2 separate regions of the Homo sapiens genome follow, and region 2 is linked to region 1. A link is a loop called in an ENCODE intact Hi-C map of the cell type or tissue named here. Cell type or tissue: mammary epithelial cell. All regions are shown on one strand.

Region 1 (8,000 bases):
CCTTTCCTCAGGTATCGGTCAACGTGTCTTTCTAGCTCCAAGGAGTAAACACCGAGTTCTCAGAGAGGTTTTCTTAAAGACTGTCTCACTGAGCTTGGGGTGATGGGGCGACACCTTGCTTCTCTCTCCCACGGTGGGAGGGAAAAAAGCCACAGTTCCCTACTGCATTTCCCCAAAGAAATACTCTGGATCCTGAGGTGGGTGTTGGACTAAAAATCTTAAAACTCTTTTAAAATGCCCCTTTTGCACAACACAGGGAGTTTAGCACCTCATCTCAAAATGTAGCTATAACTATGGTTTTGTTTTCAGTCCCAGGTCTCAGCTAAAGCAGAGATAAAAGTCCTGTTTTTCAAATCAACAGAATTCAATACATATACCTTGTTTGGATCCTGATTTGAGTACGTAAACTTGAACAAGACATTTTTTAGACCATTGGGGAACTTTGAATGTAGGCTGACTACTAAACATTACAGAATCATCATTAACTTTGTCACTGTGATAACGGCATCGTGGGTATATTCTTTAAAGGCCTTATCTGTTAGAGGCATGTACTGAAATACATAAGGGTACTATGATATAATATTTGGCGCTTGATTTAAAATCCTCAGGGTTGGCAGGTAGGACAGTTTAGATAGAATAAACTTGGAAATGGTGACAGTTTTGAAGCTGGGTCTTGGGTAGATGGGGATTCATTATACTATTCTCTAATTTTGTGTGTGTTTAAAATGCTTACGTGAAGTTTAAAAATAAAATTAAAAATTGAAGAGAATATAATTTAATTCTACGAAATGCCTGACTAGTAATCCTCAAAACTGTCAAGGTCATCAGAAACAGAGAAAGCCTGAGAAGCATCTACCAGGAGCCTAAGGAGACCTGATGACTAGATGCAATGTTAGTATCCTTGGTGGGATCGTGGGACAGAAAAAGAACTTGAGGTGAAAACTGAGGACATCTGAATAAAGTACAAACTTTAGTTAATAATGAGATATTGATATTGGTTCATTAATTGCAACAAATATACCATTTATCATTAACAATGGTAGAAAATACTATTTATTAATATTAAGATATTAATAATAGGGTAACTGAATGTGGGGCATATGGGAACTCTACTATATTCACAATAATTTTTTTAATCAACAACTATTCTAAAATTAAAATTTTACTTTCTGAAAGTTTATTTTAGTATCCTATTATATGTTTTCATAATAACATTTCAAAATAATTTCTCAATGTGGTGCATGAGCAGATTCACCATTTCAGTATACAGGCATATAATTTTTTTTATTTTTAAATTTATGTTTTATCTCAATAGGTTTGGGGGAACATGTGATGTTTGGTTACATGAATAAGTTCTTTAGTGGTGATTTCTGAGATTTTGGTGCACCCATCCCTCAAGCAGTGTACGCTGTACCCAATATGCAGTTTTTTTATCCCTCACCCCCTCCCACCCTTTCCCCCGAGTATCCAAAGTCCACTGTGTCATTTTTATGCCTTTGCATCCTCATAGCTTAGCTTCCACTTATCAGTGAGAACATACGATATTTAGTTTTCTATTCCTGGGTTACTTCACTTAGAACGATAGTTTCCAGTTCCATCCAGGTTGCTGTGAATGCCATTATTTCATTTCTTTTTATGGCTGAGTAGTATTCCATGGTATATGTGCATATATATGTATACCACATTTTCTTTATCTACTCATTGATTGATGGGCGTTTGGGCTGGTTCCATATTTTTGCAATTGTGAATTGTGGGCATATAATTTAAATTTCGAGGCAACCCTGAAGTCATGCTCAGGCATAGATAGGACCAAACAGTTAACTTTCAAAGCACTAAAGCATATCTGAACTGGCATAAAGAAGAACAAGTAGATAATCAAATATACTAAAACCTTTATTAATGAAAAGAATGTATTACAGAAATAGTTCATTTCCAGAGGAAGAAATAATATAAAATGCAAAAGAATATATCTAGAAGTAAGGAAAAGTAAAGGAAAATATCATTATAATTAGCATTGAGTCCTTTAGAAAACAGGAAGTAGGCATCTGAAGGTATTGAGTGAGAAAAAGGTAAAGTTAATATTACATCAGGAGGCAACTAATCACAGATGCCACTGCTTGGACACACCAAGGAGGCAAAAAATGGCAAAGTCAGATTTTGAACAGAGTGTGCCCAGACTATGAGCTATCACAACAAGACAGGGAAGGCGAAAAAGGGCCAGCCACCAACTCGGGGGAAAAAGGGCCAGCCACCAGCTCAGACAAAAAGTAGGCAACACAGACCCCTCCCTTCCTAATATCCCCCAGGCGTGGACTTCAGCTGGTATCAGGTTTGCTTTTCCTATGGAAGCAAGGAGCCTATCCGGGGAAGAGATTCGTCCTGATTTCTTCTTAGTTCACACACACTTAAACTCCCGAAAGGGCTTGACTCAGATTTACCCGCAGGTCTGGGCTAGTGTGACAACAAGGGCCTTCGTGTCTTTAAAATAACTCATCTACTTCATGATGTCCTTGGTGAAACAGTGGATTGGTACACACATCCATTGCAATCTCTTTCTAGCTGGACTTTCTGTTTCTGTAGGGCTGGGAAGTTTAAAGCTACAAACCCTGGACATTCTTGCAATTAAGATTCCTCATGTGATAGAGTTTCCACCAGCAGAATTAAAATTGTAGATGTGGAGGGAGGGTATGAGTGAGGCAGGGGCCATCTGCTGCTGGTTCTGTGATAAGCACAGTCGCGGAGGAGTTTAGTTATTCTGTGCCATTGTTAACTGACTGTTCACTGGCTTGTGGGGCACCAAGAGGCAGGGCACAGGACATCTGTTTTACTAATTAATATCATAGCAAGCTTGGCGGGTCCCGGAGTGGCAGCTTTTTGGATGTGGCAGTTTCCAGAGCATGGCAGCTTCTGATGATGGCAGGGGATGCATTGTTTTGAATCCAGCAGCTATAGCAACAACTTCCCAATTCAGCAAATGGTTTCCTATTGCAGGATCAGTAGATCCCTTGATGGCCCAGTTCTGCAGTAAAAGTCCATCCTAAAACTTCAGCCTCAAAGTGGATCTCTATCTGATCTCAACATTTGAATTTCCAGGGGAGTTTATGCCCAAAGGTTTTGATTCATTATGTCAGCAATGGATTCCCGAATTGATATTCTAAAAAAGCAACCCAGATGCTTGTGATACGAAGCTCAGATTGAGAGTGAGTGACCAAGAGCCTCTTTCATTAGCCCTGCCAACAACTTCATAAGCCATTTAATGCCCAGTGTTAAACAATTTCTGTTTAAACTGTCTGGAATGGATTATTTTTTCAGTAACTAAACCTTGACCAGTGCAATGTCTGGGGCAAAATCTTCACAACAGGAATAGAACAAAGGTTAGGCAGAATGAAAGTTCAAATATGCCATCCCTTTCTGTCAATAGAGGAGCATTAAAATTTTCAACACTTACAAAGAGAAGAAATAAAGATTGTAACAAAAAAAAACAAGCTAAGAATAGTAACAAAACCAAGCTTAGAGCTGTTGAAAAATAAATTGCTGTTGAAAGATTATAGAATAAATAAAGGCTTAGGTAGCCTGTATTATGCAAATTAGTCACATCATGCTTATTTATTTTTACTATCTACTTGGTTTGCAGCTATATTATTTTATTTTGGAAAAAAATGATAGAATAACATTAAAAAGAACATGTCTAGCGCTCTAGTTAACCATAATTTCTGGTCTGTTGCTGCCACCTACCATCTACCCAAGGCAAGGCAGTTCCCGTGGGTAGGGTTACTCTTTCAGTCTTCAGGAAGCTAGTGCCACCTAAATGTCTTTCATTTCGGTGACACACTTCTAAAATACTTTTAGGTGCATGCTAAACCCCTAAATGACAGGCTGTTTAATTACTGTTAGTACCCTTCACTCAACAGATGACTTAAGTATTAAAGTATCTTGACCATGAATTACAATTAGATATGGATGTTATAAGAAAAGCAAAATTTGGCCGGGCATGGTGGCTCACGCTTGTAATCCCAACACTTTGGGAGGCCGAGGGGGGGCGGATCACGAGGTCAGGACTTCAAGACCAGCCTGGCCAACACAGTGAAACCCCGTCTCTACTAAAACATACAAAAATTAGCCGGGCTTGGTGGCAGGCACCTATAATCCCAGCTACTCAGGAGGCAGATGCAGGAGAATCGCTTGAACCCAGGAGGCAGAGGTTGCAGTGAGCCGAGATCATGCCATTGTAGCCTCCAGCCTGGGCAACAAGAGCAAGACTCCATCTCAAAAATTTGTCTGGTAAATGTTAGTTGAACTCTTATTATATGAGACATTATGTTGACAGCATATGCATCTACTATATCCTTTAAAATTAGCTTTTCATAAAGACTGTGTGTCTCAGAGATCTCTTGTTAAGTAAATAAGATGGTTTTTACGTGGACATAGGAAGCTTTTTGCAGTATAAAAATATTTCACCTAGAATTATTTACTTTTCATCCTTACTCATAAAATCTGATATTTGTCTGGGAACGGTGGTTCACACCTGTAATCTCTGTGCTTTGGGAGACCAAGGCGGGAGGATCACTTGAGGCCAGCCTGGGCAACCCATCTCTACAAATAAAATAATAATAATAATTTTAAAAATTAAAAAAATTAAATCTTACCTTTAAAAGGTTGATAATAGTGATGAATGCAGTACAGTGTCAATAATTCAGCACTGAAAAACATTTTGCTGATTGACTATATGTGATTTCCTTTTGAGTCCATGAATAGTACATTAACTTACATTTGCAGTGGCATTTTATGATTATTATGACACTTTTATATACCAACTTCCATTTTATATTTACAGGTACAGAACTAAGTAGGACAGGTACTATACTTTAAAGACAAAGAAATAGTCTTAGAACATTTAAAGGATTGAACCCCATCTAGAATCCGGCCTTTTGCGGAAAAATTCAGTGTTCTTTCCACTCTGCCACACTGCCTTCAACAGTCTTTCATTCACTCATTCAACAGATGTTTACTGAATACCCAGTATGTGCCATGTGTAGGTGCTGGGGAGAAGGTGATGTTTTATTTATTAATAGGGTCCAGGCGCAATGGCTCATGCCTGTAATCTCAGCAATTTGGGGGCCTGAGGCAGGAGGATCGCTTGAGCCCAGGAGTTAGAGACCAGCCCGGGCAACATGGCAAAACCCTTCTCCACAAAAAATACAAAAATTAGCCAGACATGGTGGTTTGGCTGTAGTTCCAGCTACTCGGGAGGCTGCACCTGTAGTCCCAGCTACTTGGGAGGCTGAGGTGGGAGAATCACTTGAGCTAGGGAGGTAAGCCATGATCATGCCACTGTACTCTAGCCTGGGCAATAAAACGAGACCCTGCCTCAAAAATAAATAAATAAATAAATTTAAAAAATTTAGAGATGGGGGTAGATTAGGGCTTAGAGAGGTTGTCTGGGAAGGTCTCTGGGGAAGTGATCGCTGAAGAATGGATAAGAAGAAACCAAGAAGAAAGGTGGGAGAACTTAATCCACGCAGAGGGAATAGCATGTAGAAAGCTCGAGTTTCCCAAGTAGGAGAAACTGAAAGAAGCCCAGTGTGGCTGCTGCATTATAAAATATGAGATGGTGGCATTAAATACAGCTTTCAGTCAAGGCAAGGAGAAAGGTCATGCCAGGCTGTGGAAGCCACGGTGGAGTCTGGTTCCTGTTCCAAGTACAGTGGGAAGCCGGGGAAGAGTGCTCAGGCTCTATGTTGCATGCTGCAAATCAGAAGTTTTCCTGGGGGGAAATTTCCTGAATTGTTTTCAACAAAATAGTATTCAAAAAACATCTGAATATTTCCCCAAAAATATCTTCCAGAGACCACTAGATAGTTTGCTAACAATTGTGTAGGCTTCGAAGGGAATACCTGAATTATACCCCATGCCTCAGCTTGTAACACAGTGTTACACTGTGGACACAGTTATCCTCTAAGACCTGACTAGACCCCACTTTTTGTGCAATCCCCTATCAGCCTTTTTTGTCTAGTTGCACATTATGTTCACTTGGGGAACTTGGGGAGTGTTCTTCCCATCTCCAGAAATTTTAATGTAATTAATATGGTGCTGGGCCAGCCATCAGCAGTTGTTAAAAAGCTTCTCAGGTAGTTCTACTGTTTAGCCAGGGTTGAGGATTGCTGATCTGAGGGATTGTGATAAATGACTTTTATGTAATACTTTCTCATTGTCAAAGTGATTTTTGTCAAGTGTAGAATACTCAGACTAACATAAGACTAAAACAGTAGCCTGTAAGGTGACTGTTTATTTGGTGTATCACTCAGGCTCCAGAGTTCTGTATCTAGCAGTTTGGTAAAATCTAACTACATCAAAAATGTCTACTTAACAAAACCTGGAAAAGTTCTTTACAAAGGTGACAAAAGGACTTGAGCTACATGACTAAGCTTGCCCTTTTATGGTTATCCATTTTACTACACACCAATTTTAAAATAAATATATAATACACTATAATACCAAAGGTACATAGTGGGAGGCTCTGATAATTTCCACTTCTTCCTCATGAAGGAATTTATGAACACTTAGTCATTATAATCAAAGAATACTTTCTTTTCTCATCCTATCTTGATTCTGTTCTCCAAGACTACTGATCATCATCCATGCATCAATGTACTCTTGTCCCACACCAGGCAGCATCAGTATATATCTCCCATCAGAATCCTAATTCTACATGCCAGATGTTCTTAATCTGTACATTTGGAACAGCTCGAAGTTCATTTTAAGTACCAAGTCTCTACCGCCAATAGAGGCAGTACCCACAGTTACACTCAGGAAAATACTGGCTGCCTGCTTTCTTGTTCAACCTGGGGCTGGCTTTGGTCTGTTTAGCTTAGCCTTGCAGCACTCTCTCTAACCTGCAGGATCTGACTGGCATCTGTATTCAGTGTAGCTGCAGGCATTTCCTCTGCCTGCTGCATGACCTGGCCGGCTAGGGCAAAGGGTGGGGAAGGGGAGGGGCTTATTCTGCTCTATTTGGCTACAGAGCAACATCAAGCTGCATATGAATCACTCATAGTACTCCCTGTGGGATACCATTAAAGATCCTCTGATATTTAATGCTCAGAACACTATTCTCTAATATTTCCTATTCACTTTCTTGAGCTCTATATTTTCAAATAAATAAATCATATTTCATAGTCATAAACATGTTAGAAGAATAGGAAGAAAATCAATGGCCCATTTTACAGATGAGAAAACTGGGCCACAGAAGTTAAATCAGAGTAATAACTAAGCCATACAACTATTTAGTGTTTAGAATGAGGATGAGTAAAAGCATAATACCCATTGCATGGATCTATGTGTAATTTAAAACAGTAATCTTGAATAAAAATGTAAATAACAAAGTTAGGAAGCAAATGACAAACTGGAAAAAAAACATTTCCAGCATGCAAAACTGAAAGGAATTAAGACCAAGGTTAAGATGTTAGGAACACCTTAAAAGCACTGTCCTAACAGCAAAATGGACAGATAACTCATAAAAACCCAAATGCAAATGATCAACAGATATCTGAAATAATGTTTATGAATGAATGTGAAATAAAACAATGATGTGGTGGACATGTGTTGCTTTTATCTATGCATTATTCCTTCTCCCCAACTTTTGATAGAAAACTTCTTTCTCACACACTCCAACATGTGGTTGTGGGAGAGCTGATGATACTTGTAATATAAATTTTTTCTTTTGCTGGCACAGTATCCACTCTTTTTTTGTCTTTTACAAACCCTCTTTCTCCCCTATTAGTCCTTGTGATTTTAGGGGAGCTAATGCCTTCCCTTACCCTTGTGCAGGGGTGGCATATAACCCAATCCTAACTCATCAGATTTTTTTATACCTCTGCTACAATGAGAGGTAGGGATGGACACAATTTGGAAACCAGGCCAACCAAAGTCTTCCTTCCTCAGAACCTTTGTGGGACCCATTAGAAATGAGGTATTCCCTTTGAGACCCATGAGACTGCTGA
Region 2 (8,000 bases), 600 kb before region 1:
TTATAGAGCTAGGGACACATGAAATTAAAACAAGACCTGGGTTTAACCACAGCTCTAACCACTTTCCTTGCAGCTTTGAACAAAGCAGTCAATCTCTTTAGGTTTCAATTTACTAAACCATAAAATGAAGGAGTAAGACCAAATGATCTTTGGGATCTCTCCCACCTCTAAAATGTTATGGCCAGTTCATTAATAGCATTAGTTTGATATGGGCAATATATTTTCATGAAGTAGTATAATTCAGTCACACATCATATATTAGATCCTGCTTCAAAGAGTGGGGAAAACAATGTGGAATCAGTGCAATTCACTCCTAATCTAGGGCTCTTTAAAAAGAATAGGGCTGGGTGTGACAGCTCATGCCTGTAATCCCAACAGTTTGGGAGGCCAAGACAGGTGGATCACCTGAGGTCAGGAGTTTGAGAACAGTCTGGCCAACATGGTGAAACCCTGTCTCTACTAAAAATACAAAAATTAGCTGGGCATGGTGGTGTACGCCTGTAATCCCAGCTACTCAGGAGGCTAAGGTAGGAGAATCACTTGAACCTGGAAGGCAGAGGTTTCAGTGAGCCGAGATTGCACCACTGCACTCCAGCCTGGGCAACAAGAGCGAGACTCCATCTCAAAAAAATTAAAAATACTACAATAAAATAAAGAGACTTGGCTAACCTTGTGAATAAACTCAAAACAATTGAATTTTACCTTTTAAATGGTAAGGTTTATGGCATGTGAATTATATCCCAACAAAAAATTACATTAGAAAAAATATTATGCTCATCCTCAAAGAAGGAACATGTGTAGCCTAAAGAAGCTTAAATAGTGATGTGGATCAAAGAGTACAAACCTTTAGATAACTGAACTAAAAAACCTTGAACAGCAATTTAGCTAGGCCAGCAGTAAAAGCTACCCTTTACTAGGACTGGCTACATAATTTACATGGCCCAGTAAAAAATGAAAATGCAGGACCCTTGTTCAAAAATTATTAAGAATTTCAAGGCAGCCATAGCAGAGCATTAAACCAAATGCAAACCACCTCAGAACTCAGGCCCCTGACTACACAGATCACACACAACCCCATGAAGCCAGCTGTATTTACTGAACTGTTAATATTTTGTAGGCCCAGGGCTGAATACGTTACAGACCACTCCTTCAATTTTCACCACAACCTTGCAAAAGTAATATTACTATTCCCATTTTATGAAAGAGAAAATAAAGATTTAAAGAGGTTAAAGAATTTATCCAGTTTCCCACATCTATAGGTGAAAGAGCTGTACTTCAAGTGTAGGTCTGACTCCAAAGTCACGTTTTTTAAACAGTGATCTTCAAACTTATTAATAAGACATTTTTAGTGAGCACTCTGATGTGTGTGTAAATATATAAGAATAAATTATATACATGTACTACTGTATTAATAAGTTATATACCATGGCTGGGCATGGTGGCTCACACCTATAATCCCAGCACTTTGGGAGGCCAAGGTGGGTGGATCACAAGGTCCAGAGATCGAGACCATCCTGGCTAACACGGTGAAACCCTGTCTCAACTAAAAATACAAAAAAATTAGCTAGGTGTGGTGGTGTGCAACTGTGGTCCCAGCTACTCAGGAAGTTGAGGCAGGAGAATCTCTTGAACCTGGGATGCGGGGGTCACTGTGAGCCGAGATCGCACCACTGCACTCCAGGCTGAACGACAGAGCGGGACTCCGTCCCAAAAAAAAAAAAAAAAAAGAAAAAAAATGAGTTATATACCCTAAATGTCATGTAAAACAAAGACATTTTAAAGATGACATATGTAGAAATTCTAATATGTTCTTCCCATACCCTAACCACTCACCTTCCACAGTTGCTGTAGTACTACTCCTGATAAGGTATCCCTTAACCCAGGAATTAAGGCTCCCCTGAGTCCAGCCAAACTTAGAGTTAACAGCACTTAAGACGTTAATTTTCTGGCCGGGCGCGGTGGCTCACACCTGCAATCCCAGCACTTTGGGAGGCCGAGGCGGGTGGATCACGAGGTCAGGAGTTCAAGACCAGCCTGGCCAAGAAGGTGAAACTTTGTATCTACTAAAAATACAAAAAAAATTAGCCGGGTGCAGTGCAGGCGCCTGTAATCCCAGCTACTTAGGAGGCTGAGGCAGAAGAATCGCTTCAACTTGGGGGGCGGAGGTTGCAGTGAGCTGAGATCGTGCCACTGCACTCCAGCCTGACAACAGAGTGAGACTCTGTCTCAAAAAAAAAAAAAAAAAAGTTAATTTTCCTATGTAGGAAATTGTAAAAAGGTAACACTCAAAAAGGTGACTTTTTCATAACAGAATTTTAGGATCTGTGAATAGCAGGGGGTATTTTTTTTTTAATCCTGAGGCTGGCTTGCCTTAGAGAAAGCTCATTTCACTTACTGATAAGATAAGCTGGGTGGGCCTGGCCAACATTTTTGGTTAAATCTAGGTTATCTCCAAAGTTATACAGTAAAGGATGATTCATTGTAAAACACAAGAAGGAAAGCATTGACTTGACAAATGTTTACTGGTGCCTACGATGGGTCACAAATCTTGCTGGTAGCTGGGGATAGATCAGTGAACAAGATAGGCTCTCTGGGGCCAAGATCTAAGTATGTTCTATAGAACACCAGGCAAGGGCAACTTCCATGACTGCAGAAATAAGCTTAGGAGGAAATAAGATGCACTTTATCCTCTGCTCATTGGACATAAACCTTTGGAAAGCAAGACAAAGCTTACAGGTATATTTTATTAAGAAAAATTTCAATAATGTTAGAGTTTGATGAAGACCCCAAATTTTCCTTAAAAATGTCAAAACCCATTTTGACATACAATACTCTTTTTTCTCTATACTGCAGTCTACTTTTTAGATTCTCTTTAAATACTGGCCACTAGTGCACTAAATGTACTAAGAAATGTTTTTTAATTCTGCTTTTATCTCTTTGTATATAACAAACTTTGGTTGAATCATGAATGTACTAAAAATTGACAGCACGAGAGAGGAGATATTTATATCTCTTCCTGAAGATGGCGACAGAAGACCATATCTTTAATAAAGGGCCACATCTTGTGTACCAAGAGGTAAACTCAAGCTGTTTAAGCAGAAAATACTTCCTTCATTGAATTTTTACTAAATCTTCCTTTACTAAATCTACAAGATTTTTTAAAGTATAAATAAATGATATTTTTAGTCTACAGTTAGTTTAAAAGGTGGACTATTTGGATAGCTTGTTTGCTTTGCAACAGTAGCAATAGAAAAAAAAGAGTGAGTAGAAAAAGGAAAATTGGGACAGCAGATTATATCTTGAGCTGCACATGTCAACAATTCTTCAGGTTCCTTTCTTTGGTTGCACAGTTACCCCCATATTTATTTATCCTGGTGCTTGTTTTAATACAGCTCCAAAACCAGTGGGAAACTGGAGCCACAGTCAGTCTGCCTGGTGCAAATCCTGTCTCCACTATTTACCAGACGTGTGACTTGACAAGCTAACATCTGTCTCTGTATCTTTGTTTCCTTATCTGTAAAATGGGGATGATGCTGAGCAGAATAAGCATGTAAAGGACTTAGCACAGTGCCTGGCACACACTAGACATTCAATAAATGGTAGCTCTCATCACAGGATCACAGGGCCCTGTCTAGATGACCTAAGAAGCCTCTTCAAAACATAGCTTTCATTATATTTTAGGAAGAGGCATGGTTTTCAGTATTGGCCAATCCCAGACAAGGGGAAAAATACTCTGGGGACTAAGCAATATAATTGGAATATCTTTGGACTCATTGCTTAAAATGCCAAATTGTTGAGTTTTTCATTTTGATGCAATCAAATAATTTGATTGATGAGTCACTCTAATTGCCACTCAGAATTGTTAGTTTTTGCCTTAATGAAAAATTGCATAAGCAATTTTATTCAAAATGCCACATTTATGTTAATCTATTTCTTCTTTTATTAGGTTGTTGCAAAAGTAATTGCTGTTTTTGCCATTTTAAAAGTAATGGCAAAAAAGTAATTGCTGTTTTTGCCATTTAAAAGTAATGGCAAAACGGCAAAAACAGCAATTACTTTCGTACCGACCTAATAAATTGTTATATATACTTGAAATTCCAATGCATTTTTCTAATTCAGCATTTAATCTTAAAATATTTAGAAAAAAACATAAAGTAAACACCATTTTCCAAATTACATGACCTTAATGAGCAAGTTCAATTTACTTGTATTCGTTGTTTTTTGTTGTTGTTGTTGAAGCCTTTTTAAAATTTATCACCTCAAGCATTTATCCTTTGTGTTACAATCAATCCAAATATAGTCTGTCAGTTATTTTTAAAAGTACAATTAAATTAATTTTACTATAGTCACCCTGTTGTGCTATCAACTACTAGACCTTGTTAATTCTTTCTAACTTTTGTGCCCATTAACCATCCCCACTTCCCCAACAGCCTCCTACTACCCTTCCCAGCCTCTGATAACTATCCTTCTACTCTATCTCCATGAGTTCAATTATTGTAATTTTTAGCTCCCACAAATAAGTGAAAACATGTGAAGTTTGTCTTTCTGTGCCTGGCTTATTTTACTTAACATAATGACCTCCGGTTCCGTTCATGTTCTTGCAAATGACAGGATCTCATTCTTTTTTACGGCTGAATAGTACTCCATTGTGTCTATGTACCACATTTTCTTTATCCATTCATCTGATGATGGACACTTAGGTTGCTTCCCAATCTTGGCTATTTTGAATAGTGTTACGATAAACATAGGAGTAAAGATTTCTCTTTGATACACTGATTTCCTTTCTTTTGGGTTTATCCTAGGAGGGGGAATGCTGGATCATAAGGTAGCTCTATATTTAGGAAACTCCAAATTGTTTTGAGGAACCTCCAAATTGTTCTCCATTTTGGCTATATTAATTTACATTCCTACCAACAGTGTACAAGAGTTCCCTTTTCTCCACACCCTTGCCAGCATTTGTTATTACCTGACTTTTGGATGAAAGCCATTTTAACTGGAGTGAGATGATATCGCATTGTAGTTTTGATTTGCATTTCTCTGATGATCCATGATGTTGAACAGCTTTTCATATCCCTGTTGGCCATTTTTGTGTCTTCTTTTGAGAAATGTCTATTCAGATCTTTTGCCCATTTCTAATTGGATTATTAGACTAGTCCTATGAAGTTGTTTGAGTTGTTTATATAGTCTGATTTTAATCCTTTATCAGATGGATAGTTTGCAAATATTTTCTCCCATTTTGTGGGTTATCTCTTCAGTTTGTTGATTGTTTCCTTTGCTGTACAGAAGCTTTTTAACTCGATGTGATCCCATTTGTCCATTTTTGCTTTGGTTGCCTGTGCTTGTGGGTTATTACTCAAGAAATCTTTGCCCAGTCCAATGTCCTGGAGAGTTTCCCTAATGTTTTATTTTGGTAGTTTCATAGGTTGAGGTCTTAAATATAAGTCTTTAATCCATTTTGATTTTATTTTTTATATGGCAAGAGATAGGGAGATGGGGTCTAGTTTCATTCTTCTGCATATGGATATCCAGTTTTCCCAGACAATTTACTGAAGAGGCTGTCCTTTTCCCAGTGTATGTTCTTGGCACCTTTGTTGAAAACAAGTTTGCTGTAGATGTGTGGATTTATTCTAGGCTCTCTGTTCTGTTCCACTGATCTACATATCTGTTTTTATTCCAGTACCACGTCATTTTGTTTACAATAGCTCTGTACTATAATTTAAAGTCAGGTAATGTGTTTCTTCCAATTTTGTTCTATTTGCTCAGGATAGCTTTGGCTATTCTGGGTCTTTTGTGATTCCATATACATTTTAGGACTGTTTTTCTTCTATTTCTGTGAAGAACGTCCTTGATATTTTGATAGGGATTCCATTGAATCTGTAGATTGTTTTGGGTAGTATGGACATTTTAACAATATTAATTCTTCTAATCCATGAACATGGAATCTCTTTCTAGTTTTTGGTGTCCTCTTCAATTTCTTGCATTAGTGTTTTACAGTTTTTATTGTAGGTATCTTTGACTTCTTTGGTTAATTCCTAGGTATTTTATTTTATTTGTAGCTGTTATAAATGGGATTACTTTCTTGATTTCTTTTTCAGATTGTTTACTTTTGGCATTTACAAATGCTACTAATTTTTCTATGTTGATTTTGTATCTTGCAACTTTACTGAATTTATTTATGAGTTCTGATAGTTTTTTGGTCGAGTCTTTAGGTTTTTCTAAATATAAGATCATATCATCTGCAAACAAGGATATTTTGACTTATTCTTCTCCAATTTGTGTGCTCTTTATTTCTTTCTCTTGTCTGATTGTTCCAGCTAGGACTTCCAGTACTACGCTGAATAACAGTGGTGACAGTGGGCATCCTTGTCACGTTCCAGATCAAAAAGAAAGGCTTTCAGTTTTTCCCCATTGTGTATGGCACTAGTTGTTGGTCGGTCATATATGGTTTTTATCATGTTGGGGTATGCTCCTTCTATACCCAGATTTTTGAGGATTTTTATCATGAAGGGATGTTCGATTTTATCAACATCAATTGATATAATGACTTATTATTAATTGATTTATCAGCATCAATTGAAATGATCTCATGGTTTTTACACTTCATTCTGTTGATATGCTATATCACATTGATTGATTTGCATATGTTGAACCATTCTTGCATCACTAGAATGAAACCCACCTGGTCATGATGAATCATCTTTTTAATGTGTTGTTGAATTCAGTTTGCTATCTTGTTGAGGATTTTTGCAATTATATTCATCAGTGATATTGGCCCATAGTTTTCTTTTTCTGATGTGTCTTTGTCTGGTTCTAGTATTAGAGTAATATTGGCCTCGTAGAATAAGTTTGGAAGTATTCCCTCCTGTTCTACTTTTTGAAATAATTTGAGTAGGATTGGTAGTAGTTCTTTAAATGTTTGGTAGAATTCAGCAGTGAAGCCCCCGGGTTCCGGGCTTTCCTTTGCTGGGAGACTTTTTATTATGGCTTTGATCTTATTACTTGTTATTGGTCGGTTCAAATTTTGGATTTCTTCATTGTTCAATCTTGGTAGGCTGTACGTGTCTAGGAATTTATCCATTTCTTCTAGATTTTCCAATTTATTGGCATATCGTTGCTCACAGTAGCCACTAATGACCCTTTGAATTTCTGGGGTATCAGTTGTAATGTCTCCTTTTTCATCTCTGATTTAATTTATTTGGGTCCTCTCTTTTTTTCTTAGTCTGACAAAATGTTTGCCAATTTTGTTTATCTTTGCAAAAAAACACAACTTTTTGTTTCACTGATATTTTGTGCTGTTTTCTTCATTTTAAATTCATTTATTTATGCTCTGATATTTATTATTTTCTATCTTCTCCTAATTTTGGATTTTGTTTGCTCTTGCTTTTCTAGTTCTTTAACATCTATCATAAGGTTGTTTATTTAAAGTTCTTCTTTTTTGATATAGGCACTTATAGCTATAAACTTTCATCTTAGAACTGCTTTTCATATATATCACATATTTTGGCGTGTTGTGTTTCCATTATAATTTGTTTCAAGAAATTTTGAATTTTCCTTCTTAATCTCTTCATTGACCCACTGGTCATTCAGGAGCATGGTGTTTAATTTCCATGTGTTTGTATAGTTTCTAAGATTCCTCTTGTTATTGACTTCTAGTTTTATTCCATTGTGATCAGAGAAGATGCTTGATTTTATTTCAATGTTTTAAGACTTGTTTTATGACCTAACATATGGTCTCTCCTTGACAATGATCCATGTGCTGAGGAAAAGAATGTGTATTCTGTAGCTGTTAGTGGAAATGTTCTGTAAATATAAATTAGGTCCATTGGGTCTATAGTGCAGATTAAGTCCAATGTTTCTTTGCTGATTTTCTATCTAGAAGATCTGCCCAATGCTGAAAGTAGGGTGTTGAAGTCTCCAGCCATTATTATATTGGAGTCTATCTCTCCCTTTAGCTTTAAAAATATTCACTTTATATATCTGGGTGCTCCAGTGTTGATTGT

What was found. Peaks named below come from ENCODE experiments on the same cell type or tissue, not always from the same donor. Only the 100,000 strongest peaks of a DNase experiment are listed, where the experiment ranks them.
Region 2: it touches region 1 in a loop (10-fold over the local background); 66 of 110 quality-filtered maps call a loop at or near these places.

Annotation. Positions count from the first base shown.
Region 1 is chr2:54,102,867-54,110,866 of GRCh38, reverse strand. It overlaps LOC105374615 (a long non-coding RNA gene), which reads right to left and starts at 4,564. Exons shown (of 2, transcript XR_940093.1): 1 at 4,526-4,564; 2 at 1,876-3,154. It also overlaps a transcript of ACYP2 not described here. In mammary epithelial cell, CTCF peaks have their summits at 3,739 and 6,858; a DNase peak (open chromatin) is centred at 6,936.
Region 2 is chr2:54,699,913-54,707,912 of GRCh38, reverse strand. No RefSeq gene overlaps it. Among named protein-coding and RNA genes, the nearest start is that of EML6, 20 kb to the left of the region's middle. In mammary epithelial cell, a CTCF peak has its summit at 3,033 (motif pointing right); a DNase peak (open chromatin) is centred at 6,702.